Regions from separate parts of the Mus musculus genome. Here all the other regions are linked to region 1. A link is a loop called in an ENCODE intact Hi-C map of the cell type or tissue named here. Cell type or tissue: left cerebral cortex. All regions are shown on one strand. Region 1 holds the start of Large1 (LARGE xylosyl- and glucuronyltransferase 1). Region 2 has its middle 59 kb from the start of Isx. Region 3 has its middle 24 kb from the start of Isx. Region 4 has its middle 49 kb from the start of Isx.

Evidence for each region. Hi-C counts contacts between places; a loop is a spot of excess contacts. Peaks named below come from ENCODE experiments on the same cell type or tissue, not always from the same donor. Only the 100,000 strongest peaks of a DNase experiment are listed, where the experiment ranks them.
Region 2: it touches region 1 in a loop (5-fold over the local background); 8 of 42 quality-filtered maps call a loop at or near these places.
Region 3: it touches region 1 in a loop (8-fold over the local background); 7 of 42 quality-filtered maps call a loop at or near these places.
Region 4: a loop joins it to region 1, with 6 times the contacts of the local background. A loop is called at or near these places in 8 of 42 quality-filtered maps.

Annotation. Positions count from the first base shown.
Region 1 is chr8:73,351,982-73,359,981 of GRCm38, forward strand. Large1 (LARGE xylosyl- and glucuronyltransferase 1) reads right to left here and starts at 1,559. Exons shown (of 15, transcript NM_010687.2): 1 at 485-1,559. In left cerebral cortex, a CTCF peak has its summit at 4,238 (motif pointing right); DNase peaks (open chromatin) are centred at 37, 629, 917, 1,679 and 4 more places; H3K4me3 peaks cover 4,112 bases; H3K27ac peaks cover 4,053 bases.
Region 2 is chr8:74,927,677-74,935,676 of GRCm38, forward strand. No RefSeq gene overlaps it. Among named protein-coding and RNA genes, the nearest start is that of Isx, 59 kb to the left of the region's middle. In left cerebral cortex, CTCF peaks have their summits at 3,278 (motif pointing left) and 7,841 (motif pointing left); DNase peaks (open chromatin) are centred at 3,257 and 7,840.
Region 3 is chr8:74,844,898-74,852,897 of GRCm38, forward strand. No RefSeq gene overlaps it. Among named protein-coding and RNA genes, the nearest start is that of Isx, 24 kb to the right of the region's middle. In left cerebral cortex, a CTCF peak has its summit at 2,777; DNase peaks (open chromatin) are centred at 2,725, 4,015, 4,945, 6,284 and 1 more place; H3K27ac peaks cover 1,928 bases.
Region 4 is chr8:74,917,734-74,925,733 of GRCm38, forward strand. No RefSeq gene overlaps it. Among named protein-coding and RNA genes, the nearest start is that of Isx, 49 kb to the left of the region's middle. In left cerebral cortex, a CTCF peak has its summit at 4,378 (motif pointing left); DNase peaks (open chromatin) are centred at 3,143 and 4,381; H3K27ac peaks cover 1,375 bases.

The sequences.
Region 1 (8,000 bases):
CTCCCCCTCACGGGTATCCATGCCATCCAACCACTTTATCCTAAAGAGCTTTTGGAAAATGTGGATGCATACACCCAACCCGGCCTCTTTTCAACCTATTGGAAAGTTCTCTGGGCATCCCATCATAAAAGGCAGGTGAACGTCGAAGAAAAGCAGGAAGGGTCCCAGGGTGGCGGGAAAACAATACCTCCAGGTGTTACTAAGAACCTGCCCCCTACACACACACACCAACTCGCTCTTGCCTATCAATATCTTGTACACCTAAGAGCATGTCAGGCCCTGAGACAGATCCTGGGGACACTAGAGATTGGGGTCTTCCACCTCCTGCTTTTCCGGGACTCAAAGCCAAGTCAGAAACGGTGTGCCCATCCTTTTTACTAGCATCCTAAGCACACCGGGTACCAGCCACAGGTTTGGATAAGTTGTCCAGCATTGCTCACTAAAGCGTTCCCACGATGGTTCTCTCGCACATCAGGGCTCTTACCTTGGCCTTGACTACATCCAGGCAGAGGTACACTCCGAAAGAGCTGAACCGCGTGGTGCCACTGACGCCTACTAAGTGCAGTGGGTCCTGGTGGAGATCCCAGCTGGAGCTGTTCTAACCCGACCGACCGACGGTGCCAAGCACAGACTTCGGGACAGCCTTGGGCTCCAAATATCAATAGGAAAGGTCCGCCTTGCCGGGACTGAGCACTCTCCCTTCTTTCTCCTCCTCCGAGGCGGCTGCCGAGAGCTGCTCTACGCCAGAAGGACTCTTCCAAGCCCTGGGCGCCTCGCATGGGCAAGGGCCTGGGGGCCGCCCTGGGTTGGATCCGGGAAACCAGCGCCAGGAAGAAACGGGGAGCCGCAGCTCTGCCGGCTTCACCTTCCGCGCCCCTGACCGCTTAACCCCTTCAGGGCAGGGCCTGCCCGCAACCGGCCCGGCCAGGCAAGTACACCGGCAGCCCCAGCCACGGAGAAGAGGCGAGGCAGGAGGCAGGAGGCTGGAGGCAGCTCAGCCGGACCGAGAGACCAGCGTGGCGAACGAGCACTGGGACCGACCGTAGCTGCTTGCGGTGACCCTCCCCCCCACCCCCCGGGCCTGCGCCGCCCGCCCGCGGCTCCGCGAGAAGCGGGCGCTGAAGAGGGCCTCGCCCGGGCCTGGGGCGCGGGACCGGGGGCGCGGGGCCGGGATAGATGCTCCTTGGAAGGTCACGGCCGCCGGGGCGCCGCGAGCGGGACGCAGCCCGATGGGTGCGGGGAGCCCGGGCGGGCAGCCCCCGCCGCCACCTTGGAGACGCGCCGGCTTCCCGGAGCGCTCAGGTTTGGAGCCGCTCGTCCGCTGCAGACGCTGTGGGCAGCCTGGAGCCGCGAACGGACAGGCGCGCGATCCCCGCTTCCCGCGCGGGGCCGGGAGAGAATCGCTGTGCGGGGACCGGCGTGGGAGCGCGCTGGCGGGCGCTGGTGTTGGAGCTCCAGGCTAGTCCAGCCGCCGCCGCGTGCTTAGAGCGTCGGGCTCGTTCGGCAGCTGCAGTGACTGTGTGTCTGTGTCATGTCTGTGCAGCTGGGGGGCGAGGGGGAAGGACCGCGATCCTGGGCTGGGTTCCGAGCGGGGGCGGGACCGGAGCCCGCCTCGGGGCCACGCCTCCTCCCCGTGATCGCATGGACAGCCAATGGGTAGCGCCAGGAATGTGCGTCTCTAGTGCCCGCCCTGCCTAGGCTACGCCTACGACCAAGCGCCTCCCTCCGCTCCTTGGTTCATTGGAACGCAGGCGGATGAAACACCCGGAGCCCGGAGCCCGGGCCGGGTCTCGGGAAAAGGGTGCTAGCTGGAGCTCCCCGCCCTTCTTTCCCGGACTCCGGCTACCCCAGATTTGGATGAAAGAGAGTGAAGAGAGGCGGGTTGAGTTCGCAATTGTTGCTTCCGGTTTGCGAGCAGGGTGGGTCACCGTGCCACTCCTTTTACAAAATAACGGTTTGGGGGGAAGTAGGAAGTTTACCCTGCTTTTCCTTCGGTTGGGAACGCGGCTCTCCCCTAGGTTGACCGGTCATGGGGCAGCCAGAGCTGTGAAGAGGCCCGATTTGAGCGGTTTGACATCATCTTGCTTGGATTCTGGATCCAAGAATCCTGTGCAAGACTCTGGTCCCCCTCACCAGAGGAAACTACATTTTTGTGTCCATATATACACGCATAGATGCACCTCCTTTCTAATTTTACTCTTGCTCAGAGCCCCGCTTTCAACGTCCACTAAAGGGACATCTAAGCCTCCGGATGTTGATGAGGAAGGTGAGGATGCGGAGAGTCCGCCCGGACTGCGGAAGGAGCGGAAAGATTTGGTTATAGTAAAGGGGATGGGATGTCCCTTGGGAGAATACCCTCCCTTGAGGCTGAAGCAGAGCCTGGGTGAGAAAGAGGACCAGAGCGGACGGTCTACTCCCACTGGAAGACGGAGCTCCGAAACTGCGATCCAGCTTCCGGGTTTTTTCCTCAACTAGGTCCCTTGGCTTCTGGGGGCCCCTTCCCCCAGAGTCCCCACCTCCCCCAATCCGTAGGAGCCACTGAATCTCTGTCTTCCCCTGCGCTTATCTCCTCCGGCAGCCCACCCACTGTCTTTTAATGGCTGGGGAGGATGGAGAGAGGTGGGATGCCTTAGAAAGGGCTTCCTATCTCGGGACTCTGAGCTGACTATCTTACCCGAGGTGGAGCATCACTCTAATCTCGCATTCGAAGATCCAGCTCCTCTCTGATCCCATCCCTCATCCCCAGCTCTGGCCTTGATACCTACACCCTTGGACCGTCCTTTGACCTGCTCGACACTCTCGGCTTCCCTGCGTTCTCTAGAAGCCAGGACCCCTTTTACCACCAGCAGGGGCTCTCCCTCAGTTCCCAGCGCTGTTTACCTAATCAGTAGGAGCCTAAGTCTTGGAGGATGCGAACCGAAGGTAGCGGTTGCTTCGGAATAGTTAACTGCGATGCTGGGGTCCTGATGTCTTATCTCTACCAGAATAAGTCTTACCACGAACGTTGCAGGGATAGCAAATCGTATCTGGGTTTGATGCCATTATTGTGTCGGAAAAGAACATTATATGGTAAAATAGTATCTAATATCCTAAAAGCCATTAAAGTGTCAAAGTTTAATGCCAAGCCTTTTAGCTCGAAGGCAGCTCAGTTCTTCCTCTAACATACAGCTTTGTTCTAGAACTCCCAGAAAACAAAGAGATCGTTTTATTTTATTTTATTTTATTTTATTGCAGAACGGCAGTCCTTTCTACTTTCTTCCTCCTCCCCCACACCAGCCCCCACCTTGGAACTGGGTAAAATTGAAGCAGTAATGTGTGCTTTCTTTTTATTTATCGCTTCGCTTCAGTTCATCAATGGTGTAAAAATGCATTATTACAATACATTAACATGTTAATAAGGGAAAGGAGAGTCTTGGAATTCACAAGCAAAAGAGGAAATAATTGAATTAACATCAGAAACTCAAATATGATGAATGTGGGAAAGAAATGTCTCCATTAAAATGGCCCAAAAGTGGTACTTTGTCTACATCTTGAAAAATATGAGCGGGGTAAAGCGGAAGCAATGTTCACTGGGGTCAGTGAGGTGCCATAGTTACTACCAGATTTCCTGATGTTGCATAGCATGTGTCAACAAGCTCATTGAATGTGAAAAAGCTTCTCTCAATCAACCCAAGGTTACAGTTGTACACCACTGATGTAAGGAATGGGCTAAGTGGGGAGTTGGTTAAACTGTTATAACCCCCATACGCCACTGGTAATTCTCCCTCATTTTAAATTTTTCCTCTCGAGAACTGTTAAGCTCTTAAATTTCACAGTCTAAGCAAATGTAAGTCTGTGGTTTGAGTGTGTGTGTGTGTGTGTGTGTGTGTATCCTGAAGTTGGAGGTGATTGCCTAGGAATTATGCCTCCTTGACACAAACCAAGATACAAATGTCATAAAAAGATTTTGGCTATAAGATAGTATAAGGAATGCAGAATAAAATACAGAAGGAGATATATCTGTTATTGCTAAAGAGTCAGCACAGATTTCGCTGAGAACTGAGAAACAGGAAAGTATTGTACCCTATAAACCAACTGCTATTTATCCTTACACCAACATTGCACCTGCCAGTGAAAAAGCTGTACTCGCCCTCCCTCCCACACATCCATCCTCCCTCCTTTCTCATCTATCCTCTCTTTGTTAGGGTCATACAGAATTAATCTTAAGAAACTGGAGGTCCTAAAATGGCCACTAGGGGGCCCTAAAGGCATCTCAAAGTGGAAGGCAAAAAAAGCTCCCACCTCCCTGATTTCTGACCTCTTTTTCTGAGTACCTATTTCAACTTGGATCTAAAGACAAGTCAAGAGTGAATATGATATAGAGATTTTAACTTAGGAGACAAGAATTTTGTTTCTAGCTTTTCAGACTTCTGACTCCCTCACTCCTCCCCCAAAGGAATTTTGCATCCATTGACTCAAAGTCAACCAAAAAGTCACTTCCTTTCCAAGCTAGGTTCACTCTTCTAATATTTGGAGACTGTTTTCTGAATATTTGAACATTCCTCAAGAGGTGGGTAGTTAGGGAACTGAAACTTTGCAGAGAGGATTTAATAACTTTTATACCAATGGATCTACCAACAGAAGCCAAGGCAGCTATAGGTTAACAAGCAGAAGCCTGGTTGTTTGTGTGTGTGTGTGTGTGTGTGTGTCAGTCAAATGTCCATGCTCTGTGTCTTCCTCAGTGTTTTCCAATCTTATTTTTTGAGAGTCTCTCACTGAACCTGGAGTTCACTGATTTAGCTAAACTAGACAGAAAGCCAGAGTGCCTCCTGATCTCCTTCCTTGATCTTGTGATGACAGAAACACACTACCATGCCAATGTTTTATGACAGTTCCTCATGTTTGCAAGCACTTTACCACATTAAGCCAACTCTCCATCACCATCATGGAGGCCGAGTTCCAGTGAGTAAGTAGCATTAATGTGGTGTTGATTCTAGAGAAAGGAAAAAATACAACTCATAATCGAATGCGGAGGGAATGATTCAGGTTGGAGCCTGCAGCAGGAGACACTGACCAGTCAACAAGGGATGATTCCAATATCTTAATAGTGTTACATTTGTCAATAACTAAATGTCACGTTAAATCTGAGTAGGGTGCAATGTCTAGCACTCTAATGTTTAAGGTTTCAGAGTCTTTAGCAATCTCATACTCTCTACCCTCCATTTTACAACTAAGTAAGGTAAAGATGTCCTTTATGAGAGCTGAGAATGCCCCCAGGAGCTCAGGCTAAAGAAGGTGAATTGTTCTCCAATATCTGTAAATAATATTCAACCTAGACTTATTTCAAGTGAAAATATCATCATCAAGCATGAAATATTCCTCTGTCATTCTGGCCAATAACCAAAATGCATTCCTGGACAAAACAAAATGTACACATCAGGGAGACACAGGAAAGAAGGTGCTTGGTGAAAAATTAAAGACTGTTATAAAAGCCAGCAAATTAACACTAATGAAAGTGTGATTTGAACATAATTTAAGTGAAAACAAAGCAAGTCCAGAAGCGAGACATAAAAGAGAGAATGAGGACATAGTCTTTCTTTGTGGGATGAAAAAATATTTTATTTACTCATCATCATGTTCATTAAGCAGGCTGGTTATAGGTAATCCAAAAATAGCATTATTAACTTCTGGAAGCCTTGCTACCCCGGACCTCAGAGCCTGGTAATTAGAATGGATTTGGCTCTAGGATGCCACTGTCTGTAGGAATGAGAGTGTATTCACTTACTGGTTGTGAGAAACTGTCAGCGTCAAACCTTGTCAAGACATAGCTCCCTGGACACCTTATGATAAAAGAGAACAGGAAAGGAAGCCCTCTGTAGACAGAAGAAGAATGCATTGGTGCTAAAGAGGCCAAGATGAACACTTAAGCAAGCTTCTTTCCTCAGGTCCTGGCAAAGCAGGACTTCAAGCTAGTGTAGCAGAAGACCCCCAAAACAAAAAAATGTAAAACAAAAACATAAGGGAAAAAAAAACCTGTGTTCTGGAAATACTAGGTAGGAATGTACAGCTTTCGATATACGTATATATGGAATGCATAACTTATAAGTGAGTTAAAAGGGCAGAGATGACTGGGTGGGCTCCCACTTCTTGCTCCCTATTCCATCCCCACCCCTGCCCCACCACTGCCACCCTCTTCTATTTGCTTTAAAAACTTTCATGATAAGATTACCTGGGGATCTTGTTACAAGGCAGAAGCTGATTCAATAGATGTGGGCTGGAGACTGGAGTTCTACTTACCAAGCAGATCTGTCCATGAGTGGGATATAGACAGCATCCACTAACATCATCTGTCCTTTTCCTATTTTGCTCAGTCAGTGTGCCTCAAAAAAATAAAACGCAGAGGCAAGGATTGGGAAATAGGAAACTAATTTGGGAGGTGACTACAAAAAGCAGAATGGATGGTTTCAGTGTACCCCAGCAGTCATGTGTTGACTCCCTGCGTGATAGAATGTACAGATGGGACCTTAGGAGCCAAGTAAATTGTGAGTTGTCCTCATGGATGGAATTAAAATTGTATAGGAATGTATGAGTTCACTCTCCTGTCATGTTGAGGACAGTATTTCCACACTATGCTTGCCCTTCCACCTCCACCGTGTAAGAAGACACAGCTTCTCCCTCTGTGATGTAAAGAAGACCCTCCTCAGAGAACAAACCTAATACTTCCTTAAACTTGGTTTAGAGACCTCCAGAAATGTAAGAAATACATTTATATTGTTTATAAAGTACTCCTTCTCAGATACTTGGCTATAACAGCACAACTGAACCTAGGTATCGGGTAAGGGTGTGAGAAAATGAAATAGAGAAGGGGAAAGACTAATCAGCTACACAAGACTTGGTGGCTACTGTGCTGGACATGCAGACGAGGAACCCAAGCTTAGAAGTATCCCACTAGTCAGAAAAGCTAGAGCACTAATTTTTCCATCAAATCCCTTCATGGGTTAATGGTTGCTCCTAGCAATTGACTGACTCCTGGGGTTTCCTCTAGAATCACATCAGCAGAGTTGCAGGTGCTTAAGATGGGAATGCCTCATGGTGCATGAAAACTGTCCAACCAAGGGTAGAAGTGATTACCAAGATGGATCTCAAGGAGTGACAAAGACAATGATAACATTTGCCCAAAGAAGTGCTGTGGATATAGCTTAGTGGATGGGGGGGGGGGGTCAGTCTGTGTGAGAGGGGCACACAAACATGTCATCCCAGACAATCTGGGCTAGAAGTTGGAAGAATAGGACTTGAGCTCATACTAGGCCTCAGCCAACTCCAGGTCCACCTAGGATACATTAACTCTGCCTCAAAATGACAAAAACATTTGCTTAAAAATAAATCTCGGGTTTAGTTTGAAGGTCCACCAACACCAGTTTAAGGCTGAGGAGGTAACATAGGCTGTTCAGTCAAGGTGAGGCTCAGGACTCTTGTCTGTGACAGTGGACTGCTCAAAATGTTGTATCGCCATCAAAATACTTCTCAAATCCATTCCTTTTGTTTGTTCAAAGCATCATCTTAGCTCAGACCTTCATTTCTCACCTGGAATACACTAAAACTTACTATTCCATCCACAGTCTCCTTATCTACCCTTTTCTTTTATTTTTCTTATTTTATTTACTTACTTATTTGGATGGAATTTTGCTATGTAGCCTCAGGAATCCACAAGCCCCAATCTTCCTGCTTTATTTTCCAAGCACTGGAATTACAAGTATACACTACTGTACTCATCAGCCTTCTCTCATTTTTAAGTTCTAGCCATATTGCTTCTATCAAGTGATTCTCTTTCTAATAAACTTCTGCTTATATATTTGCTATAGTTTCTTTTAAATTATATTAGCAATTCTAGTATAAATTCAGAAGTATTTTAATTGGGGTTGAGTCAAAAGGGACACCAAGGAACAAAGCAAGTATATAAATGTTTCTCATGGAGTAGTAATGTGTTGGGCATGTCCACTCTGTTCTTGCATAGGTTCATT
Region 2 (8,000 bases), 1.6 Mb after region 1:
ATGTATGCACACACCATGCACAAACATGCAACCATGTACTCACATGTATATAAATGCACACATGTGCACACACACATTCCAGGTGCTCATATGTGGAGCCTTGTGACAAAGTAATATGTCCCCTAACACACCTATCTAAAGAGGAAGGATTTTCCCTCTGTTGAGGGGGTTATCACAAACAGAAACAGTAGAAAGAATATGCTGAGAGGTCTCGACAAGCCTGCTGCCCTGACAGTTCACCACTGGCCTGCCTTGGCCATGTCTGCCTATGCCTGGAGGTTCCTGTAAAGCTTTGTCTGCTCCTCCAGGGCCTGCAGGGAATTGCTTTCTTATCAGCTTTCAGATGAAGCTGTCAGCCCCAGGGAGGTTAACTAACTCAGCTGTGAGAGGTCACTGGGGAAAATAGAGGGTGGTGGGGTCTGAGCTGCCGCTTCTGCTGATGGCTTAGTTTAAGGCTTAGTCAATCACACTGGCTCAATGGCCCTCCTCAGGGACTTGGGAAAATGATGTCCAGTGAGCACAGCACTCAGACAGACAAAGGGTGACAGCAGCTCAGGGGGTGGGGACACCCCCACCTTCAGCTCCCACTCTAAGCCACTTTGTTACCTTGCTTTGTTTAACAAAATGTCTCCTGTTGTGGTTTAAATCTAGAATATCCTTCACAAGCTCATATCTAAACACTTGATCCTCGGCTGTGACACTGTTTTAGAAGGCTGTGGGCACTTTGAGGGATGAGGCAGAAGTAATAAGGGCAGGCCTTTCAGTGTTATGAACAAGCCCCTGATTCCAGCCTTACTCTGATTCCTGGTCCGCCATGATATGAACAGCCTCTGCTACACACTCCTGCCCACAGGAGCTATCCTGCTGTGCAGTTCCTGCCATGACGGACTAAAATCTCTCTAAAGACATGAACCAAAACACCTTCCCTAAGCTGATCTGTTACATAGATGACCCATGCCCCGAGATGCCACCTGTACTTCCAGAAGGCAATGACATGGTATCCCCAAAGCAGTCTAGCTAGCAAGGTTATCTATCCATGCTGGCAAGCTCTGAGTTTGACCAAGAGACTATACTTCAAAGAATAAAATGGAAGGGAGGTTGAGGAAGACTCTTTATATCAGAGTCCAGCCTCTACACTCATGTGCGTGCATGCATGTGCATGTGTTTGTGTACATGTGTGCACACACACATACACACATTCACATGTACATACACAACACTCATGTGCTCACACACAAGCAAACACACACACCATGGGTGGTAGGGTTGCAAGGGGAGTCAGTGACACCAGGAGTGGGGGAAGTGGAAGGAGAATCCCTGATCACACTTTGTTTGAAAATGCCACAATGATGCCTAACACCTTGTATGCTAATGAAAGGGATGGGGAAGAAGGGTGAGCAAGAAGGAGTCAGGCTAGTTTGTGAGGCAGCCTCTGGAGTCCACACTAGGCTTCTTTCCTTATCTCGCCAACAGACCCAACTTCTTATGTCTTCGTCTACAGCAGAGTCTGCCCCTTCTAGGTCTCATAGGCATCAAAGGAGGGGTGGCTTGAGGAGCAAGTCCTTCGGCACCCATGTGTGTCTGCAACTCAGGATTCTCATACTTCCTTCCAGGGTCTCTTCTGGATTCCAGTCTGCCACTGGAAAAGAAGTCAGGAGGCCAGACAGGTAGAAAAGACAGGGCGGAACCACTCTAAGTTTCCCCCTGAACAACTGCTCCGGGAAGCAGGAGCAAGGTAGCTGGATGAAGGCTCTATAGAGACCCTGGGACCCACAGAACCTTCCCAGGAGCCCTCAGAACACCTGTCTCCATTCCCCAAAGCAAGGCCCCTAGAAAGGTCAGCTTCTCTGACCTCTGACCAACCCCCAGAGAACCCTGTCACTTTCAGCTTTGTGTGTCCCAGCAAACTGTGACCTACATAAGATCTGTGCCAAAAGAGAACATTGTCTTTCACCTAGGCTATTTATGAAAATATTATGATTTATAAAAATGTTGAGCTCTCTGGAAGATTCCTTTATGTTCCATTAATTTCCCAAAGGGCTATGTTTTAGAAATTAGATGGTTACACCATCCATGAGAAAAGAGGAGATTGGCTTTGGGGATAGATTTGAAAGAGGCCTTTACCTTATACTGGTGACCTTCAGACTATTCTGCCTACAGCATTCACTTTGATGACATGAAGGAGGCACATACTGGCTCCTTCTTAGAGCAGGAAGGGACAAAGAGTCTCCACCAGGCTGAACCCTAAGGCAGGCCACATCAGCAAACCCTTATCAGTCTGCCCGTGCCAGGGGTAGGAGAACGAAGCCCCCTTCAGTCCCCACCACCAGGATGAAGAGGAGAGGCAGGTGCTGATCTCACTTGCTGATCTCCTTCATCCCCTCAGCAGGTTAGCAAGGGCTTAAGGTAAGCTGCGCAGGCGCCAGGAGGCCCTTCATTAAGAATTACCAGATAATCCCGATCCTATCAAGGACTCATTCCCCAACTTGGAGAAAGAAGAAAAAAAAAAAAAGCCTCATGCACAGAAAGCTAGGAGGGCACACAGAAAATCATGGCCAGTGCTCCATTCCTTACTCCTAACAGCAGGAGCTTAGGGGCAAATTTGGAGCCGGTTTAGCACACATCCCTGCTTCCAACGCCAGAGATGGACAGTGGCTGGAAAAATGGAGCCCAGGGCTCCGAGTTCCACAGAAGGAAGAGGCTAAGAGCACTCACTGCACTGGCTACTGGTTGAATGCCCTCTGTAATGTCCGTGCCGAATATTAATTACCATTGTGACAACATTAAGAGGTGAGACCTCTAAGAGGTAATTTTAATGACATTATTTTGGTGTAATTCACTATTGCAGTTCGGGCTGGGTTCATGGGGGGGGGAGCAAAATCCAAGCTCTGCCCTGCTTCCCTGGCTCTCCTCGTGCCCCGCGTTCATTCACTCTTCTGTTCTGTCTCAATGTGACAAAACACAGAGACATCATTAGATGAGCACCATGCCTTCAGACTTCCCAGCCTCCAGAGCTGTGGGACAAACAAACTCTTTTCATTTATAAAATTCCTAGACTGTGGCATTCTGTTATAACAGAGAAAAGAATTAGATCCTATTAGGACTGGCAATGCACAGGCCAGGTCTTTTCTACCACTCTGCTGGCTCCCAGGTTGCAGTCCCAGCTTGAGGTTGATGGCAGATAGGGCGGGGCAGGACAGGACAGGTCAGGATAGGTCAGCTTTCTGCAATAAAGCTGGTGGAGCTCCTGCTAGACGCTCTATCTCCCCCTAGTGGCTAGATCAGAGATGTGCTCAGATTGATTGCCCAGAGTCAAAGACAGAAGCCAAGGATCATTCCAAAGGAAGGAAACAATTCCATCCATTCCCAGGGCTTGCAACCTAAAAAGCACTGCCTTCTCCTCTTCTAGTGTCTTGGTTCACTTTCCGCTCCCTAGAACAATAACAGAAGGTGCTTTCAACCCAATTATGGACTCAGCTGTGTCTCCGTTAAAATAAATACATAAATAAATAAATAAATAAATAAATAAATATAAATAAATAAATCACTTGTTGAAGACCCTAACATAGTATGTGGAAATTCCAACCCCCGTTTGGACATACAGTTATTACTGAGGCAATAGAGATTAAACAAGGTCCTTAGATGAACTCTAACCTAGTAGGAGTGGTGTCTTTACTACATATGAAGACACACAAAGGCACAGGCAAAGACCTGGTGAGTCATAGGGAAAAGATGGCCACCTGCAAGCCAAGAAAGGTGGGTCAAGAAAAACTCCCCCACACTTCAGTCACGGGCTTCCAGTCTTGAGAACAACGTGAGAATATATTCTTGCAATGAGCATGCTCCGACCTGAGACAGTCTTTAGAGCGGCCTGAGCTAACAAAACAGACTCCTCTCCTAGCCCTCCTTTCTCCTCCGCCTCTGTTCAGCTCCTTGTATCCCATCATCTCTGCTCCTTCTCTCTCCCTCGCTACAGATGGCTTTCTATTCATTCTATAAAAAAAAAAAAAAAAAAAAAAAAAAAGCTCAGCACTGACCTTGCTCTGAGAGACACAGGAATGAGGCAGGGCATTTGTCCATCCAAACAGTATTTGTTGAACCACTCTAGACTCTGTCCTCAGGCCGGGCCCTGACGAGGCGTGAAATAGACGTGGTCCTCTGGGCACACAGTCTGGTGACAAAGCATCCACTTAGAAGCTGCTTTTAGGACCAGTGAGTGGCTTAGCCAGTGAGGGTGCCAGCTGTTGAGTCTGACACTCAAAGTTGTTCTCTGAACTCCACACATGCAGTATGATGCTCATATGACCACACACAGGTATACACAAGTTGGTAGATTAAAATATATATATATATATATATATATATATATATATATATATATATATATATATTAAAATATTTTGAAAACTGCTTTTAGTAAAAAAAAACATTGACTTCTCACTTGGGCAAACAAAGTAACTAAAGGTGTAAGTCTAACGCCCTGTCTTCTTGTCTGCCTCCTTCACTTTTTTATGTGCCAGACACATAAGCCAGTATCCTTCACCTTCCCTCCTAAGTCACTGTGGGTTCTGAGCAAGATACCCTCTCCCCATCAGACAAACTTTGTAGTTATCCATGATGCTGAGGCTGGTCCCCGGAGCAGAAGCAGTCGCCTCGCAGGAGACAGACAGATGGAGCTCTCACACAGTAACAGTGAAGAGGGTTTCTCAGGACCACCTCACAGAGCCAGAACAGCAGTGATGATGAGTTAGATTCAAAGATGCGGACCTCTTGTTTGCCCTTTGCCCCAGCTCTTCCTGTATTCAAAACTAACGCTTTTATCAGAAACTTAAAAACAGATTTGGGGTCACTGGACCCCTTTCTCTGTCCCTCTTCCCAGCGTGGCCTCACTAGCTAATTCTTTCTCTGCTCTTCACTATAGCTGGTCTTTTTCACTGACATATTAGGAAATGATAGCTGAGCCTGGCCTATAAGGGGTGCCAAAGCCCAGATTTTTTTCCCTAGAACTTCCAGTCCCAGGGCAGGGGGAGGAGGAGACAGGTGCACACCAGCATGGCTTCCACTGAGTGTGGGATTCACCGAGTGTGCCCAGTTCCCACAAGAGAGGAAACAGAAAAGTCCCTGAGCCTGGAGGTGGAAGTTACGCTTCACTGTGCTTTGAAAGATGCTCAGGGGCTCTCACTCCCTCTCTCTCACTGGAAATAGCTATCACTAAGAGTGCTCAATGGACATATGTGACTTATCAGTAGAGGAATAGGGGCTGCTCATTTAGAGAGCCAGAGTGAGCATAAGAGCAGGTAACAGCTCAGAGGAGAGAAAGAAACTTGCCCCAGGGGCGTTAGACCTCCTGCGGTGACATCCATTCTGCTGTGAAAGTTAATTATGGCTCTGGGAAGCTTTATTCTCCATCCTGCTCAACAATTACAACAGACCCCTAAGTGTGAGAACACACAGCATCATATAAAATGGGATTTAATTTCTCCCAACTCCCAGGAATTAACCAGCTTCAGAGGAAATGCATGCTTTAATGTGGTCATTTGGCAAGCAGGTGTCTCTTTCCTAACTCCTGCAATCCCTCCCAGGCGGGAGATGAAGAGCTGAGGCTGGAGCACCAGCCATGAGTACATGCTCTCAGGGTTCCAGCAGTCAGGACTGCAGAGTTCTTCATTTGATCTCCCATTTACCCAACAGAACATATGGAGTGCCTACATCAAGGCTGGTACAGATCTCTTAGACCTTGGAGAGACAAGGTGAGCTATGAGGCAAGCATCCCCTCCAGTCGCCAGCTTTACTCTAGCCAGGGAGGTGTCCTGAGGCAACAGACTGCAAAACAGTGATGAGCACGAGTTAGAACTGACTGGGCAGGAAAAATCAAGAGGGTTTATTAAAATACATAGCCAGGACACACATTGGATGAGTTCCCAGGAAAGGGGGAGCCACACCACTGAGAGAGAGGAGAGGTTTTTTTGTTGTTGTTGTTTAAGATTCATTTATTTATTATATGTAAGTACACTGTAGCTGTCTTCAGACACTCCAGAAGAGGGCATCAGATTTTGTTATGGATGGTTGTGAGCCACCATGTGGTTGCTGGGATTTGAACTCGGGACCTTTGGAAGAGCAGTCGGCGCTCTTAACCACTGAGCCATCTCACCAGCCCCTGAGAGGAGAGGTTTTAAATCAGTTGTGGGAAGCCAATTGGGTCCATACATGTGCAGGTATGTACATATCTGTGCAGGGTCCATACCTGGATGCATACACAGACCAGGACTCTTACTAGCCTATCTCACTATGTTTAGTAAGATTCACAGCATAAGTTGTCTTTCCTGAGACTTAATGTTTGCACGGGGTGTCATGGGTCACTAGCAGTTAGGATCCAGGTAACTCAAGGGGCAGGCTTCTGGGGAACATGGTCTGAGTGTTAGCTCTGGCTGTTAGCTCTGGCTGTTAGCTCTGGCTGTGCATTTTTGTTTTACTCTTTTGCCTCTATAAGCAAGTGAGAGGTCAGATAATGTGAAGTTCTGTGCAGGGCATTTAATATACCGCACTGTGCTGCCATGGGGCTTGATTGTGCTGCCTGGGGCTCCAGGTTATGTGGCTCTGCTCTGAACAGCTCGCCCAGAAGGTAGCATTGATACTGAAGCCTGAATCAAAGAAAAGTCAACACAGAAATAGTAAACATAAAGGGCAGAGGCAGGAAGGACGAAGTGAGGGAGAAGGTATGGTTAGAGAGCAGGAAGGAAGGAATGAGGAAGAGGGTGGGGTTGGAGAGCAGGAAGGAAGAAGTGAGGAAGAGGGTGGGGTTGGAGAGGGTGGGGCACTGTGAAAGGAACAGGCACGGGGAAAGACTGAGAGATAAAGACGAGGAATTGGATTTTAAGGGCAGGGGAAAACATTACAGTTTTCATAGGTCTGAGTTTTTCTCCACCTGCTGTGTAGGAAGTGGCTTGTGATTCAGGAATGGCAGTGAGGGGAACAAGAGATGAGCCACCACCGTTTTGATGACCATGGTGTCAATGGCTGCCCACCTTTTTCCAAAAACATGCCCCTTTCTGACCTCTTGCTGCCGGGAATCCCCAGTCATGCCTCATATTGTGTGCCCAAGGCTCTGCAGTTTAGAAGGCTCCTTTGCACAAATGGCCCTTGATTTGAGCTTCTTAACAAATCTGAGACATATATCACACACACACACACACACACACACACACACGCGCGCGCGCGCGCGCGCGCGCTTCCTAGGATTCAGAGAGGTTGAATGTCTGCCTAAGGACACACAGCTAGTTAATGAAAAAGCTAAAAATGGAAGGATACCACTTCCTTGTCAGAGAGACAGCCAAAATACAGAACTTTGAGAGAAAACAGTGTCTAGACCCATGCTTCCAAATGTTTTCGGGGGGGGGGGGGAGGGAACGACAAAAAAGGTCAGAATCTTTACAATCCAGGGACCCTCAAAAAAATGTCTGGATCCAGGGGTGAGTACAGAATTTGCTACACAACCTTGGATGGGATCCAGGTAGACTGGGACCCTGGGCCACCTTGGCCCTCTGCCTTCTCAACTATAGGGTGAGTGGAATCAACCAGGCTGTGAGAACCCAGCAGAGATGGGGGAACCTTCCTCGAATCTTCTCCACAGGGGACATCCTTATCCTAACGTGCAGTCTCATTTTATATATTAGTGTGTGTATCCCCGACCCTCTGCAGGAAGTTGGGGTGTGGGGGAGTGTAGATGGTGAGATGACCAGGGATTGGGGGCCAGGGTCTACACTGGGACACGAAAGTTCAAAAGGCCTTAGTGCCTCCTCCCTGCCTGGGGGAATCCTAGGTTCCTAAGCTAGCACTGCCACCTAGTGGTCATTTTCTCCTCTCTCTAGAGTAGGGAAAGATGGCAGGTCTCTCCCACCATCACTGGCCTGGCAGGTTCCAGATGGGAATGAGCTTCTGCTTTTCCAAGAAGCCTCGAGGAAGCACTGGCAGAGAGAGCCTAACCCTAAGCGTCTCAAGGG
Region 3 (8,000 bases), 1.5 Mb after region 1:
GGCATGGTGTCCGCACACCTATATTACTAGAACTTAGGAGGCTGGAGCAGATGGATCACTTTGCAAGATCTTAACTAAAAAAAAAAGTTTTTTTAAACTTGTAAAAGCAAAGAAAGAAGAGGGATTGGGTGAGCACAGAAAATGTATGAGATTATAATTTCCAACAAGGTTGTTGGTTACAAGAAGCCTTGCAGGGATTGCAAGCTGGTACAACCACTCTGGAAATTAGTCTGGAAGTTACTCAGAAAATTGGGCATTGTACTACCTAAGGACCCAGCTCTACCACTCCTAGACATATACCCAGAAGATGCTCCAACATGTAATAAGGACACATGCTCCCCTATGTTCATAGCAGCCTTATTTATAATAGCCAGAAGCTGGGAACAACCCAGATGTCCCTCAACAGAGGAATGGATACAGAAAATGTGGTACATTTACACAATGGGATACTACTCAGCTACTAAAAACAATGACTTCATGAAATTTGCAGGCAAATGGATGGAACTTGAAAATATCTTGAGTGAGGTAACTCAGTTGCAAAAGAACACACATGGTATACACTCACTGTTAGCCCAATATTAGCCCAAAAGTTCAGAATACCCAAGATTCAATTCACAGACCATATGAAGCCCAAGAAGAAAAAAGGCCAAAGTGTGAATGCTTCAGTGCTTCTTAGAAGGGGGAACAAAATACTCACAGGAGCCAATATGGAGACAAAGTGTGGAGCAGAGACTAAAGGAAAGGCCATCCAGAGACTGCTCCACCTGGGGATCCATCCCATATAGAGTTGCCAAACCAGGACGCTATTGTGGATGCAGGGAAGTACTTGCTGACTGGAACCTGATATGGCTGTCTCCTGAGAGACAAATACAGAGGCGAAGGCTCACATCCAACCATTGGACTGAGCACTGGTTCCCTGGGGGAGGGAAGAGTTGGAGAAGGGACTGAAGGGGCTGAGGAGGTTTGCAGCCCCATGGGGAAGCAACAGTGTCAGACCCTCCAGAGCTCCCAGGGACTATACTCGGGTCTCATATGTGGTAGAGGATGGCCTTGTTGGACATAAGTGGGAGGAGCAGCCCTTGGGACCTGAGGGGGTTCGATGCCACAGTGTAGGGGAATGCCAGGGAGATAAGATGGGAGTGGGCAGGTAGGTAGGGGAGCACCCTCATAGAGCCAGGGAGAAGGGGAATGGGATAGGAGGTTCCTGGAGAGAAGACCTGGAAAGGGGATAACATTTAAAATGTAAATAAAGAAAATATCCAATAAAAAGAAGAGAAGGAGGAGGAGGAGGAGGAGGAGGAGAGAGAGAGAGAGAGAGAGAGAGAGAGAGAGAGAGAGAGAGAGAAGAAGAAGAAGAAGAAGAAGAAGAAGAAGAAGAAGAAGAAGAAGAAGAAGAAGAAGAAGAAGAAGAAGAAGAAGAAGAAGAAGAAGAAAGAGAGAGGGGAAAGGAGAGAGAGAGGGAGGGAGAGGGGGAGGGGAGAGGAGAGGAGAGGAGAGGAGAGGAGAGGAGAGGAGAGGAGAGGAGAGGAGAGGAGAGGAGAGGAGAGGAGAGGAGAGGAGAGGAGAGGAGAGGAGAGGAGAGGAGAGGAGAGGAGAGGAGAGGAGAGGAGAGGAGAGAGATTGAAGATTGGAATGAGATCTGGCTTAGGCAGATCCTGGCATCAGCCAGTGGAAGTGCTGTATGTCTCAGAAACCATGGGAGCCAGAGAAGGTGGATAATGGGAAAGTGGGAAGGGATGAGCTAGGACAGGTGACCAGTCCTGATAGCCAGCCCACTCGATGCCTACAAGCATGCCTTATACAACACAACACAAAAATGTCTCCAGATATGTCCAAGTGTCTCTTGAGAATAAAAATCTCCCCCACTGAGAAAAGAAGTTGACCACCCAATGTCATTTTGTTGCCTATGGTTTTATACCACATTAACTCAAAGACAGACAGCTGCCACAAACAAGCCTGGCCTGTACAAAATGTGCTACTGTCCATAAAATATCCTCAGGCCCTACAAGTTCCCACCCACCAAACCTACCCATCTCTGTCTTATCCCTAGTCAATAAAAGAGCTCTCAGGACTACAGGAGAGTAGATGTTCGGTAGACAGATTGAGCAGTAAATGCTTAAAACTTAGCACTGCCTCTCACCAAACATGGCTAATTTAGAAAATATTAGTGATTGCATCTAGCAAAGTGCCTTGGTAGAGAAAGACTGTCTGTGTGCTGGTTCCTTCCTAGCTTAACCTTCCCTCTGCTTCCTCCTGCCATAACAAACAGGGTGGCTTAAAGCCACAGGTATGAGCTTATCTGGCTGCTAGCTCTGTAGAAAGGACAGGGCTCCCATCCATGCCTCCTCCTCATGTGGCCTTTTCTATGCATGTTCCCTTCTGGAGCCTCACCTCTTACAAGGTTGCCAGTCACAGAATTTAGGACTCTCCCTTCCCCTACCAAGGGAGTCTTTTGGGCATGTTTTCTTCTCACAGAAGCTATGCCTGTTTCCCTTTTGGTAGCAAACCCTCCAGGCCCTGAGGCCAAAGAGTCCAAGGAATGCATTCCAGCATGACTTAGAACAAAAGAAAGACGTTGTTTCCCTGATGTTTCCTGTTCTGGAGAATCCCAGGGCATCTCTGAAGCTTGAGGGTGTGATGTGGGGCCATGTATAGGAAGGCAAAAGGTAGGTAGGTTCCTAGCCCCCAACTGCCGAAAGCACCAGCTCTGTCAAAGCCGACACCACAGTGCCCCCTGGCCGCCTGCCGAAACCCAGCGCCGCAACTCCCTTGTGCTCCCGCAGCTGAGCACAGCGGAGGTGGCTGTAAATGAATTTAGCATCAGCACAGTTATTTAAATTGTTTTAATTAATCACAGATTGAGCAGTAAATGAACCACTAAGTGGAGAGAGCGCGCAGGAGCACACGAGAGGTTAGGGGAGAAAGGCAGAGCCTAGGTGAGGGCTGGAGGCAGAAAGCACATCATGGGCAGCTGGACAGGATTGCAGGAGGGTGACTAAGCTCTCCAGGCTCCTTGCTGGGCTCCTGGCACCAACTGTAGGCAAGAGTCAACTCATGGAGGCACTGATGTCCCCCACCCAAATGGAGATGGGAGTGCAGAGGTTTAGGGCTGGTGAATACCTTCTCCCCTGGATGAAAGAATAGACCTTGGAGAATTGGTTATGAGGAAAATAGCGAGCATGGAGGGATGACTATCTCAAAATGAATTCTTGCTGGTGTGTTTACGCTCATCATCCACCGTTTCTTTTTCTTATATGACAGAGTCACATATATCCTTGTTTGATCGCAAACTCCCTGTGTAGCCTAGGAAGACCTTGAATTTCTGGCTCTCCTGTTTCTGCCTACAGAGTACAGAAATAACAGACATGTCAACCACATTTTTTTAGTGCTGCGCTGGAGACTGAACCCAGGGCTCCTGCATAGTCAGCACTCCCACCACCAACTGAACTACATTCAGAGCCCCATCAGTGTTTCATGTGTGGGCCCTGGGAGATGGCACTGCAGTGGATAGCCACACACCCAAGAGCATTTGGACAGTACAGACTGAACTAGATGGTTTGTTTTTTTTAATGAGGACACAAAATTGGGCAGGCAAGGAAGAGGGGTGGATATTGGGATATTGTAGAAGTGGGGGAAGAGGTGAATATGATCAAAATACATTGTATGGAATTCTCAAATAATTAATAAAAATACAATTAAAAACCAATTTGAAACACTGAGCAACCTCTAGCTAAGGTCAAGAGCTCATGGCAGCATCTTTGCCCTGCGGTGCCATCTGTGCCTGCATCCTATTTTCAGAACCTGCAAGGCCCCTGAAACCTCCCAGGTTCAAGATTCTGTCCTCTGTTGAAGATATTTCCACAACTCTCTAGATCTAGCTTTGTAATCTGTAAAACAGGTTTCTCACATTTTATTGAATTTCACACAGAAACTAGCAACCTGCAGCCCAAAGGCCTGTTTTTACACACAGCCTACAAGTTAAGAATATTCTTCCACATTTTTAAGTTGTCAAAAAAAATAAAAAGAAGAAGAATATTTCATGGCACATGAAAATTATGAAATAGAAATTCCACAAATAAAATTTGGTAGGAATGTTGCCAAACTCCTTTAAGCATCGCAATGGTTCTTTGAGGTTTGGAGCAGAATTAAATGGCTGAAACAGAGACTGGGCTGTCTGATCATGTGAAAGTTTTGATGACAAATCACATGTGAGGTACCTAAGGTTTTTATGTAACACCAAGAATGAAGACTAACTCGACCACAATGCACAAATGTTTATAGAGTATTTCGTTTTTAATTTATTAAAAGTTATTTTAGAAGCTGTGAACATGGCTCAGTGGGTAACAGTACTTGTCCTGCAAGCATGAAGGCATGCCTAGTTCAAATCCCCAGCACCCACATAAGAAGCCAGGTGTGGCTGTGTGTGACTACCAGGGGCAGGGACAGGCAGATCCCAGAAGGTCACTGACCAGCCAACCTAGACAAAGGGTGAACTTCTGGTTTAATGAGAGGCCCTCTGTAAGAAAATGTGGTAGGGAGTGGTGGAGGTAAACAGCCATATTTTCCTCTTGACATATGTACATAGGCTAGTATACCTGTTCAATTACATGCATGCACCACATAGACACCACAAACAACATACACATATTTTTAAGGCAGCTTGGCCTTTAATATCATACACCTTTAATATCAGCACCGGAGATTGAGAAGCAGGCAGATCTCTGTGAGTTCCACCTGGCCTACATGGTGAGTTTCAGGTCGGCTAAGGAAACATAATGAGATCAAGTCTCAGCCTTATTTTTCAGCTCTTTCCAGATAGTACAGACTTGCTTGCCTAAATCTACTGCCTGCTTGTTTTACTGCAGGAGACTTGGGAATGAGTGAGTCTGAGTCTGGTCAGGGCCTTATGGCATGTCCTCCATTTGGCACAAACACCTCACCAGATCTCACCACCACCCTCTAGCTGAGCACATATTACAGAAGAGAAAACTGAGACACCAAGAGTCAGATGCTGTGTTCAAGAGTACACAGAATGCAGGTGGCATGAGTAAGACTCACATTCAAGCAACTCTAGTCCCCTTTGCTGCCACCTCCAGCTGTGCTCCTTCATTGTGACTGTTTTTGATGATCTGTTGAGCTGTGGGGTTGAGGAAAGGGCCACTGCTAGGTCCCTGACTCTCTGAGTCTCTTCCTCAATCCTCCTCTTAGAATATATTGAGGCAGTGGAAAGCCAAATCTGGGGCCCGGGGACTTCAAAGGTACCTGAAATCTCCTTTTGGTCTTTAAAAGGCTTGTACAATGTGCAGGTGACTCTTGGGGACAGGGAAGCTGCAAGACTCTACACTTGTCTGCGGAGAGGATGAAGCTCTTTGCTGAAGTGGGTTGAGCTGAGGTTTTCTTGGCTTGAAGACAAAAATTATCCCAAGCAGGGTCTGCAGACCTATAGGCTGCAGGAAGATCCATGGTAATATAGGGAAGTCAAGATTATAAAACTTGTGATCCAAAGAGCCCTGGGACCATTTAAAGGTTGTTTTGTTTTATACATGATCTCACTGTGTAATCCAGGATGGACTCAAACTCCATTCCCCTGCCTTAGCCTCCAAAGTGATAAGATTGTAAGTGTGTCACACCACAATGTTAGTAGATGTTGATAATCCTGAATTCATGTCCTCACAGAAGCAGAGCAGGATCATACATGTGGAATGAGCTTAGCATTCCACTCAGAACCCACAGCACAACTGGAGAGAGGGGTACGACTCACAGGGCCACATTCTGCTGATTCTCTGTATCTGTCTTCTCCAACTCAGTTCCCTATACCCCTGAGAAGAGTAAGAAGTCTCTTGTTGGAACTCTAGGCAGGCAGATATACTCTTCCTTGATAGCTGCCCAGCCAAGTGCCAGCCATGCTGCATGGAAGAGGATGGTGAGAGCTGGAGATCCTTCATTTAGTCCATGATGCTGTAGAGAGCCTCACCCTGTCTGTGTGTTTTAGAGAAACTGAGATAGCCTCTCGAGCATCAACCTCTCAGAACACATCAGAACTAAGCACATGGCATAGGCATTTCACAATCAACCTGGGGAAGTGGAAACTGGGTTTTGAGAACAAGACAGATATTTATTTATCAAGACTAAGGCAAGACAAGAGTGGAGGTGTGGATTTGGCAAAGTGTCCCTGGGTGCCCTCCTCAGCACCTGCTCCAGATCCTAGCACACCCACAGCTGCTTCCCTTTATAAAGCTAGCATCTCAGATCCCTCCTATATTCCACAGTCTGCTCCTGGAACTAAAGGAGCTGCCATAAATGATAGACTGGACTGACATGATTGTGTGCTTCTGTGAGACAGACACACAAGGCAGGGCTCATGTGACAACAGAGGCTGAGGTGGGAGTGATGCACACACAAGCCTAGGAGAATCAAGGCTTGCAGGCAACATCAGAGCCTATGAGAAGGGACAGTAGTAACAGATGCTTCTTAGAGACGTGCTGTACTCTGAAGATCTGTGCCCCCAAACTCACTGAAATTTAGTTCCCTGTGCATCAGCAATGGGACACTTGCCAGTATGCTAGCACGACTCAAGAGAGGACTTTTGGGAGTGAATTCACTCTCTCTTGTGCTCCTCTACCAGGTGAGAACTGTGAACACTAAAGTCATGTTTTAGGTTTAATTACTGTACTTGAGAGCTATAAAACTAAAATGCCTCAGACCTGTAAGCCCCACTTGCAAAAACTAAGAGAATTCATTCCTGTGGTTTTAAGACACAATGCTTGGTGGCCATCTGGTTCAACAGCCCCTAGAAGTTAAGACCCAGCAAACAGAGTAGCATGCTGGTCACCCTGGGTACAGAGTAATGTATGGCCTCTGATTGACCGGTGGATGAAAGGGAGCCATGAAGTTTGGGCTGGAATTTGACCCATTGTGTACTAATATATGCACAGTGTCATAGGCATTCCATAGGGCTCACTCTTGGACTTGCCTACTTTCAGAGACACCAAGGTGTGGAAAGTATTTTTCCCTACTTGACACAGGGACACTGAAGCTCAGAGCAAGGGCAAAGCCAGGAGCTCTGCCTCAAAAGCCAGAAGTCTGTGTTCTGAGGACAGCTCCAGGGTGGCAGCACCTTGGACAGCGCCTCCATCGCTTCAACACACCCAGATTGGTCCCCCTCCACTCTACAAGATGGCCCACCCACATTCTTCATGTAAACTCTAACCCTGAGCAGTCAGTGGTCTGCAGAGACTTATTTGCACTCTCCTGAGTTCAGTACTTCCACAGCCCCTGACGTTAGCATGAACACCCCACACAATAGAGGAAACTGAGTCTCCAAGTTCCCTAGATCCCTGCATGCCCTCACCTGGGCCCTTAGAGGCAAAAGCACTCCAAGACTTCCACCCTGTGACTTCAGACTAGTACACTTGCCTGGTGCCTTTGGCTGCCCACCCAGGCTTACACCACAAAGAAGGATGTAAAAACACTCCATTGATAGTAGCGTCTGAGCAAAGCTGGAATGAGCGTCTAGAGTCGCCCTGCCTGGGCCATTCTTTTGCAGCTAGGGAAATCTGAGACTCAGAGAGGAAGAGTGGGAGGGAGGGAGAATTAAGCATTGTCACACAACCTGGAAAGCCTGGGTTCTCTTGCTCCACAGGCTCTGATGTTCTTCCTTCTAACCCACAGCTACCTTAAGGATGCCGGGGCTCAGTCAGAAGATTAAAGTAGCAGGAATTTAACACTGGGAATTATCAACTAGCTAGCAAGCAGAAGAGGATTAACAACTAAGAATAGAGAACAGAAATAGCTGATGGAAAACGAGGATTGCACCAATTGTGCTGAGGCAGAAAAGGGAAGGCACACATTTCAAAAACACTTCATCGAACCACCAAACAGGCCTCCCTGTTTAAGCCTCCCTGGAAAGAGGGTGCTCAGCATATCAAGCTGGTGATGTCCAGTCAGGATTTTACTTGCTGGTTGCTGTTGCCTCAACCAAGCAGCACAGACTAAATGAC
Region 4 (8,000 bases), 1.6 Mb after region 1:
TGTTAAGGAATCCGAACGAGATCGAAGTGTGATTCCTATGGTGCACAGACAGGATTGTAGCTCACAAGTTAGCAGTCTGATGATGAGAGTCATAAGGGAAGTTAGGGCATTTTTTTTTTTTGTCAACAAAAGTTAACAGTCTTGCTTGTGGGGTTGTTAGAAAACATCTGAGGAAGGAACAAAGCTATACTCAAGGTCATACTCACTCAGGCCTGAAGCCTGGTTTATTGCTGTTTTAACATTCTCACTGATAATATATACATAAAATGAACACATTCTGTGTCAGCCGTCTTCAAAGCAAGTTGTTTGTGCTAGAATTCTTGATTCTCAACTGGCAAGAGTTTTCCATCAGATTCAGGGTGGAGGATGGAGTAGGAGGCTCCTTTCCATCTTGTGGTCTTTACATTTACTGTGTCTTTCTATCCTGCTTTATTCTACCTGTGAATGGACAGAGAACAAAAGTTCAGAGAGTGGACAGGAGAGTCAGGATAGTGGGATCAGATAAAGACAAGGCTGTTTATAGAAGAAAATTCTAGAAAGTATCGAACACTAGGGCTGTAACAAGAAATGTTTGCTGGGCAAAGTGACAAGAATCCTAGCAGGAGCAAGGTGAGGGAGGCCAGAGTAAGGGGTAGGACCATAATGGGGAATCCCTTTTATGCCAAACTCAGCCTTCTGATAGTTAACCCATGCTCCTGATAACTTCTCTACTCTCTTGATGGTCATCTCACCTATTGATTACCAGCTCATGAGGTAATATAAGCCACTTCTAAAAGGTATATGCTTGGGGAAGAGAAAGCCATGATTTTTTTAAACATGGTTGGAACCTAAGTTAATTTTAAAGATTCAAGAGGAAAAATGTGAGGGAGGATACTAAAGAAAAAGTCAGACATAAGCTGGGATAATTGGAGTATCAGAAAGCAAAAAGTTGAGTGTGCCCCCCCAACCAAGTAGGTATGTTGTAAACCCAAACCCCTACACAAAGTGTAAGAAGAAGTGACTAAGTCATAAGGGCTCTGCCTTCCTGAATAGGACAGCTTTATCTGGGTTGTGGGCCAGAAATCAAAAGAATGGGATTACCATCATGAGTATGGGCTAGCCATTGAGAAAGAGGACTAGCTATTAAGAAAGTGGGCAACTATCAGAAAAAAATAGGCTAGTCATCACAAGCATATTCTTGTAATTAAGAGAGTGGGTAGGCTATAGTGAGGATGAGCTGACCACTGTGAGAATGCAATTCCTGTCATGAGAATGCATGGACTAGTTAGTCATCACAAGTCTGAGTTAGTTATAAAATGTGTCCCCACTATTCTCTTGTTCCCTCCCACTATATTACCCTTCTGGTCATCATGATTGTTTTTAATAGCTGTGACCCCTTGGCTCTGAGCCTCCTAGGCTTCAGAGCTGTACCAAATAAATGACTTCATCAATTACACAGTTCCATCATAGCAACAGGAAAGAGGAGCCAGGATTCTTATGCCTCCTTCCTTTGCACCCTAGGAGCTCTGTTGCCTTCAACATGCCTGATGCCCATAACTGAAGAGTCTCGGGTTTTTAAAGGGACATATTCTGAGCACAGGGTGCTTCTGAACTCTCAGCCTTCCCACAGGAAAGTTCAACTAGGAAAAATGTAACCAACAGGCCTGAAAGAACTCCACAAAAGACCCTTCATGTGGCTCTCCAGATAGAAGATTCTCTCAAGGAGCCTTGAGGTCACTCTTTGCCACTGAAACACCTTCATCCACAGAAGTCTTAAGGCTCCTCAGCTCTAGCTCAAAACTCAGGTACATCTCAAGATTCATACATACTCACTTGGAAATTCAACTGTCAGTCAGCCTCTGTGGCCCTAAAAACTGTGTGTCCCCTCTATGGCATGGCATTGACTTTGCTCTCAACCTAACACATTTACATTAAATGCAATCCCTGACATGCATTTGTTCCATAAAGGACTGGCAGTAATGTACCAAGATATATGTAAGACACTAAGATCAAAGATCTATAGAACCAAGCAAGTAGGTAATAAAAATGACCGGTGATGTAGCTCAGGGGCAGGATGATTACCTAGCATAGTCAAGGTCCTGGGTTGAATCCCTAGCACCACAAGATAACAAATTTAACAAAGAGAAATTAAAGAAATAGAGTCTATGTCTAACTTTTAAAGATAGGCTCAAGTCTCAGCCAATGGCCATGAAGAGAGTCACACACTGGAATCTGAGCTTCCCACTGACTAAAGGAAAGAAATACATCTAGCTCATGAGGGCCAGACCATCAACGCCCAGGATTCCATTTGCAAGATCCCCTTCAAAATGATTTAATGAACGCTTGGAAGACAGCTCAGTGGGTAAAAGGCTTGCTTCATAAACGTGAGGACCTGAGTGCCATCCCCAGAGCCCATGTGAAATAGTGTTGTGTGCTTATAATCCCAGCACCTGGAAAGTAAAGACAAGTGGATCCCTGGGATGGATGTACTGGCAGCCAGTCGAACCAATCTGGAAAGTTCCAAGCCAGTAAAAGAGCCCATCTCAAAAGCAGAATGAATTGTGCCCAAGTAACGACACCTGAGATTATCCTCTGGCTTCCACATGTGTGCATACACATGTGCACCTACTCCCAAATGTACACAAAAAAGTTGAAGTCATAACAGCAAAAAGAGGATTTTTTTCCTCCTATTCCTGACATTCTAATCTATCAGAGGTACAAGTAGGTCTGTTTGTCACAGGGCCAATTGGAACCACCAATTTCTCTCTTCCAAAATGTTCTAAGACATGAGACACAAAGTATAGAGGCCATTGCAAGAACATTTAGTGTAACTGAGAACAGTGGTCCCTGGTGTGGTAAGAGGTTGGAGTCTGGTGGAGCCAGAACACCTTATTGAGGCTTAAAGATAGTAACCAGTTGCTCATGGCTACAAGGCTAGTCAGTGACAAAGTGAGATCTCTGTAGGCCTAGAGCAGAAATCAGCCAAGCTAAAGAGCCAGACTGAGGATTCCATTGCAGTCAGCCTCTCCAGCCTGGGAGCCCAGATCCAGGCACCAAAATGCTATGGGAGGAGAAAGAACATCATGCTGTCCTACAATCATGGAAATGGAATTTGTGCCCTCATACACAATGCACACAACCTTCTAGGCTACACAGGAGCCTGTGGGAGGCTGTCAAAAGCAGGGGTGGATACCGCTGTGCAGTGACTGGGAATCCTTCCTTCTGTCCGCCTGGCAGATCTGGTGTTGTTCCCAAGCCTATTATAGGCTAGTAGATAAGAGAGAGAAAAATCACTCCGGATGATTCCCACAGGCCACACTCTCCAGCTCCCACAGAGCCCATGAAGGCCTGGCTTCTGCCAGTGTCCCACTCACCCCTGCCTTCTGGGCAGACGGGGAGCTCCTTGAAAGCCAAGTTCCTGAGCAGGTATTGGCAGAGTGTGAAGGGGCTATAAAACCATCAGAGCCAGAGTGTCCTGCCTGTAACAGGGCGGGTTGGTGTAATTTCACAGTGATAAGGGTGGCCTGCAGCTGTGGGAAAGATAGGTGGTCCCATAAAACCCGGTCACCAGCAGGGCATGGGGTGAAAAGGTAGAAGGAGGAGGCAGATCACCCTCACCTAAAGAAGTCCCGTGACTAGAGTCCAGACCTGATTGGTGAGTCCGGGCACAGACACCCAGGGTAACAGGACCTGCTCCTGTTCCAACCCTGGGGCTCCAACCAGACCTAGAGAAGGCCACTGGTTATTGGTACTCTGGTCAGCCCACTTCCATCAAAGCTGAAGTAGGCAGTAAGCTGGAAACTGACTTGACCACTAAGAAGCCATCTGTATCTATGATTCTGCATCCCAACTCATTCTCAGAACCCAGGATCCCTCTTCCTTCGCCATCTAGCACAGGTCTCTTTAGCCTGTGCCAGCCCTGGCTGGATATGCCCTTTGTTCAGACAATTTGAGCATGCCACTCACAGGCAGCTCTGGAAACAAGTCCCTCAAAGAAAGGCCTGTCTGTGCTGAAACACAGGGTACCAGCTAAGGGACAGTCTTCATTCAGTGAGCCCTGGGGAATGGCACTTAACTCCAATCATCTGGAGGTGGCTGGTACCCCTGGGCCTAGGGAGGAACCAGCTGGAAATAAGCCATTTGCCAAACTTCCTACAAGGTATACAGAGAAAACATTTAGTTGACTGCTAAGAGTGAAGAGATACAGCCCAAACTCAGCCATCATGAAAGAGAGAACTCCTTGTCCTGTTACAGAGCCTGCACACAACTTGGATGTTGGTACCACAGAACTAAGGCCCCAGGATATGAGCAGATAGACTAAGGTCTTGACTAGTACCTGCTGAGCTGACAGTTCTTTGTGTTTCAGAATGTGTTCTTGGCTGTTACTGCCACCTCCTGGTTGTCAGTTTCCATCTCTGCAGAATCAGGGGTGATTAAGCTGCCCTCTAAATCTGTGGTTCTCATAAACAAATGTGTAGTCTGCAAGGAGTAGCAGACGGGCTAAGTCAGGTTCTCTGTTCCTCCTACCCAGCAGACAGTGGCATGGGGTTCCTGAAAGAGCACAGGCCAAACAGGGCAGCAGTGTACCCTTGTCCAAGTTCTGCACTGTACAGAAGTGCTCATCTAAGGATAGGCTGAAGTCTTCCTGAAGCAGTGATACACCTTACTCATGTGTAAATGACAACTCTGAGCTCACACTCAAAACCTAGCTCTTATTCCATGACTTCAAGCAATGGGGAGAGCCGCCCTTCAAGATCTTCATATCAGAAATGGGATCACCGGCCTAGTGCCTCCCTATCTCCCGCCCTTCTGACAGTCTGTTGATGTTTAAATGGACCAATCATGTAAAACCTCGCCAATTCCTCCCCCAGCCCCACCCCTTTTCTATAAAAGTCCCTAGCTTCCAAGCCTCGGGGTCGAAACCACTGTCTCCTTCGTGAGATACGTTTCGAACTGGAGCTCCGCCATTATGACTCCACCATGTGGTCGACACCTCTGTCTCCTGCGGGAGATATGTGTCGGCCCGGAGCTCCGTCATTAAACTACCTTATGCTTTAAAAAAAAAAAAAAAAGAAAGAAAGAAATAGGATCACCACTGCTGCCCAGCAGCAAGGATGCTCAGTGGATTGAGAATGTCTATCTTCAGGACAGAGCAGAGACACTAACTCACAGCAGGTTCCCAGCAAGAGTTTTCTCCCACTTCCCCCAGCCCAGATTTCTCCTACCCAGGATTCACTGTTGAGCATGGCTGCCTGCTCTTTGAGACCATCCGTGGATGGAACTTCCCTTCACCATGCACAACTCCTAATGGAATTGTCCCAGTATTCCATTCTAACCCTAAAATACTCACTCTGGTCAGTACTTTTGACCTCTGCTAGTCCAGAGCACTGAGGGTCAGATAAAAATTGAGGTGAACATGTCACAGAATAGCTACATGTGTGGTTTTCTACATTTTTGAAAGTGAACTCAGGTGTTTTCAGCAGATGCCTGTCTGCTGGTCTACATCACCTCTCTCTTGGTTCTGCCACTCCCTACTTGAGAAACAGAGTAACTAAAGAATAGATAGGGTCCCATTTACTTACCATCAGCGACCCATTAAGGATTCTTTACATGCTATCTGATGGCATGTACTGTATTTGCTTACACTCTCTGAGAATGCTCTGAGCTGAGCTTTTGATTGGTTGACTGGTTAACTGGTTCATTGCAACAAGGTCTCATTCTATGGCTTACCATGAAGTCCAAGCAGCCTTGAAACTTGTGGCAATCCTTCTGTCTCAGCCTCCCAAGTATGAATACAGGTGGAGCCACCACACCTAGCTCAGTTAATTTTTTTTATTAGTCATGCTTGGATTGCTTTCAAATCTTTACTAGTACAAGCTCTTTGCCCCTGAGAATTTAGAAGACAAGAGTCATTCTAGAAAGGGGGTTGGGTGGTGGAGGGCTGGAGAGATAGCTCAGCAGTTAAAAGCACTGAATGCTCTTCCAAAGGTCCTGAATTCAAATCCCAGCAACCACATGGTGCCTCACAGCCATCCGCAATGAGATCTGATGCCCTCTTCTGCAGTGTGTGAAAACAGCTACAGTGTATTTACATATAATAAGTAAATAAATCTTAAAAAAAGGAAAAGATAAAAAAGAAAAGTGTGGGGGCTGGTGAGATGGCTCAGCCGGTAAGAGCACTAACTACTCTTCAGGAGGTCCTGAGTTCAAATCCCAGCAACCACATGGTGGCTCACAACCATCCGTAGTAACATATGATGCTCTCTTCTGGTGTCTAAAGACAGCTACAATGTACTTACATATAATAAATAAATTCTTAAAAAAACAAACAAACCACAGATAGCAAGGATCAGAGATGACCCAATAGTTGAAAGTGCTTGTGGCAGCCGGGTGGAGCAGAGGCAGGCGGATTTCTGAGTTCAAGGCCAGCCTGGTCTACAGAGTGAGTTCCAGGACAGCCAGGGCTACACAGAGAAACCTTGTCTCCAAAAAACAAAACAAAACAAAACAAAAAAAAAAGAAAAGTGTGGGGTTGCTTTGACTGCAAATTGAGTGACTCTCCATTGTCTAGGAAACTAGTGCATGCTTTTAACTGGCTGTTTCCAGTGTGTGGTAGGACAGGGAGCTGACAGACACTGGCCACCCTGCTGAGGAGCTTAGATTCTCCTGGCAGTGATGGGGAACTATAGCGGAGGCAAATAAGAAAGTCAGAAATAAATGTAATTGCATCTAAAAACTGGCAGCCTGGGCACTAGCCTGGGATTTTGAGCTGAGAAAAACAATCAGGTTGTCCGTTTTATCCCCCAGTACAGGGGAATGCCAGGGCCAAGAAGCGGGAGTGGGTGGGTTGGAGAGCAGGGCTGGGGGACGGTACAGGGAGCTTTGGGGATAGCATTTGAAATGTAAATGAAGAAAATATCTAAGAAAAAAAGAAAAAAACCAAAGGCTGGGGCGATGGCTCCATACTTATGTTCTTGGCTTGCCTTAAGAGTAAGAAAACCTGTGTTTGAACCCCAAGACCCATGTACAGAAACCAGGAGTGCATATAATTTTAGCCCTGCAGAAGCACTGATAGGATTCTTGGAGCTAGTTGAATTGATGAGCTCCAAATTCACTAAAAGGCCTGCCTCAAAACTAGGGTGGAAGTTGGATGAAAAAGACTCCCATTGTTGACCTATGGTGTGCACACAAGTCAAAAATAAATGTAATCACATCTAAAAACTGGTATTCCATCACACAAACACACACACACACACACACACACACACACACACACACGCAAGACCTAGAGAAGGAAAATTAGTGGTGGTGTTATAAGAGGGCACCCAATGGTGACCAAAGCTGGTTATAGCCCCAGGCTAAGATCACAGTAGTACCTGGGATACAAGAAAACTTTTGGCAACTAGCCCGAAGAAGCTCAAAAATCTTCAAACACAAAGCTGTTTTGTTTTGCCCTTCTGACAGCAAGTGTCCACTTCCCTATAATCAACCTGGCAGCAAGGGACGACGTCACCCAGTCTGACTGGAAACAGGTCCGGCACCTCCCCCTCCCTTCTCTCAAGGTTTGGCAGGCTGTCTTGATTTTTCTTTTTTTTTTTTTTTCCATACACTAGCCAGTCAGGATCCTCGTGGGTCTATATAGCCAGGAACACAACTTCCAGTCCTTACTCAGTGGGCCTCTTTTGGAGGGAGTTTCACTCCTGGCATCAAGATCCTTTGGAGACAGACTCACCTGAGACCCACAGCTCCGCTGCTGGTGGGGGACCTCCTTCCTGCTTCGGGTACAGACCTCTGAGACATTCTGCTTCTGTCACTCACATCATCAGCCTGCGCCTGAACAGCAGACTTGCTCTTCAGAAGGCTGCTTTCAGCACCCCAACACTTACCAGAACAGCAACACTCATCAGCCACCTCTTGCTTGGTACCTCACTGCTCCCAAGAGTGCTAAACCTCTGCGTTCCACTGGGCTGTCAGTATTCTGTTTACCCATTCAATAAACATTCCAGTGTGAAGACTGTCCA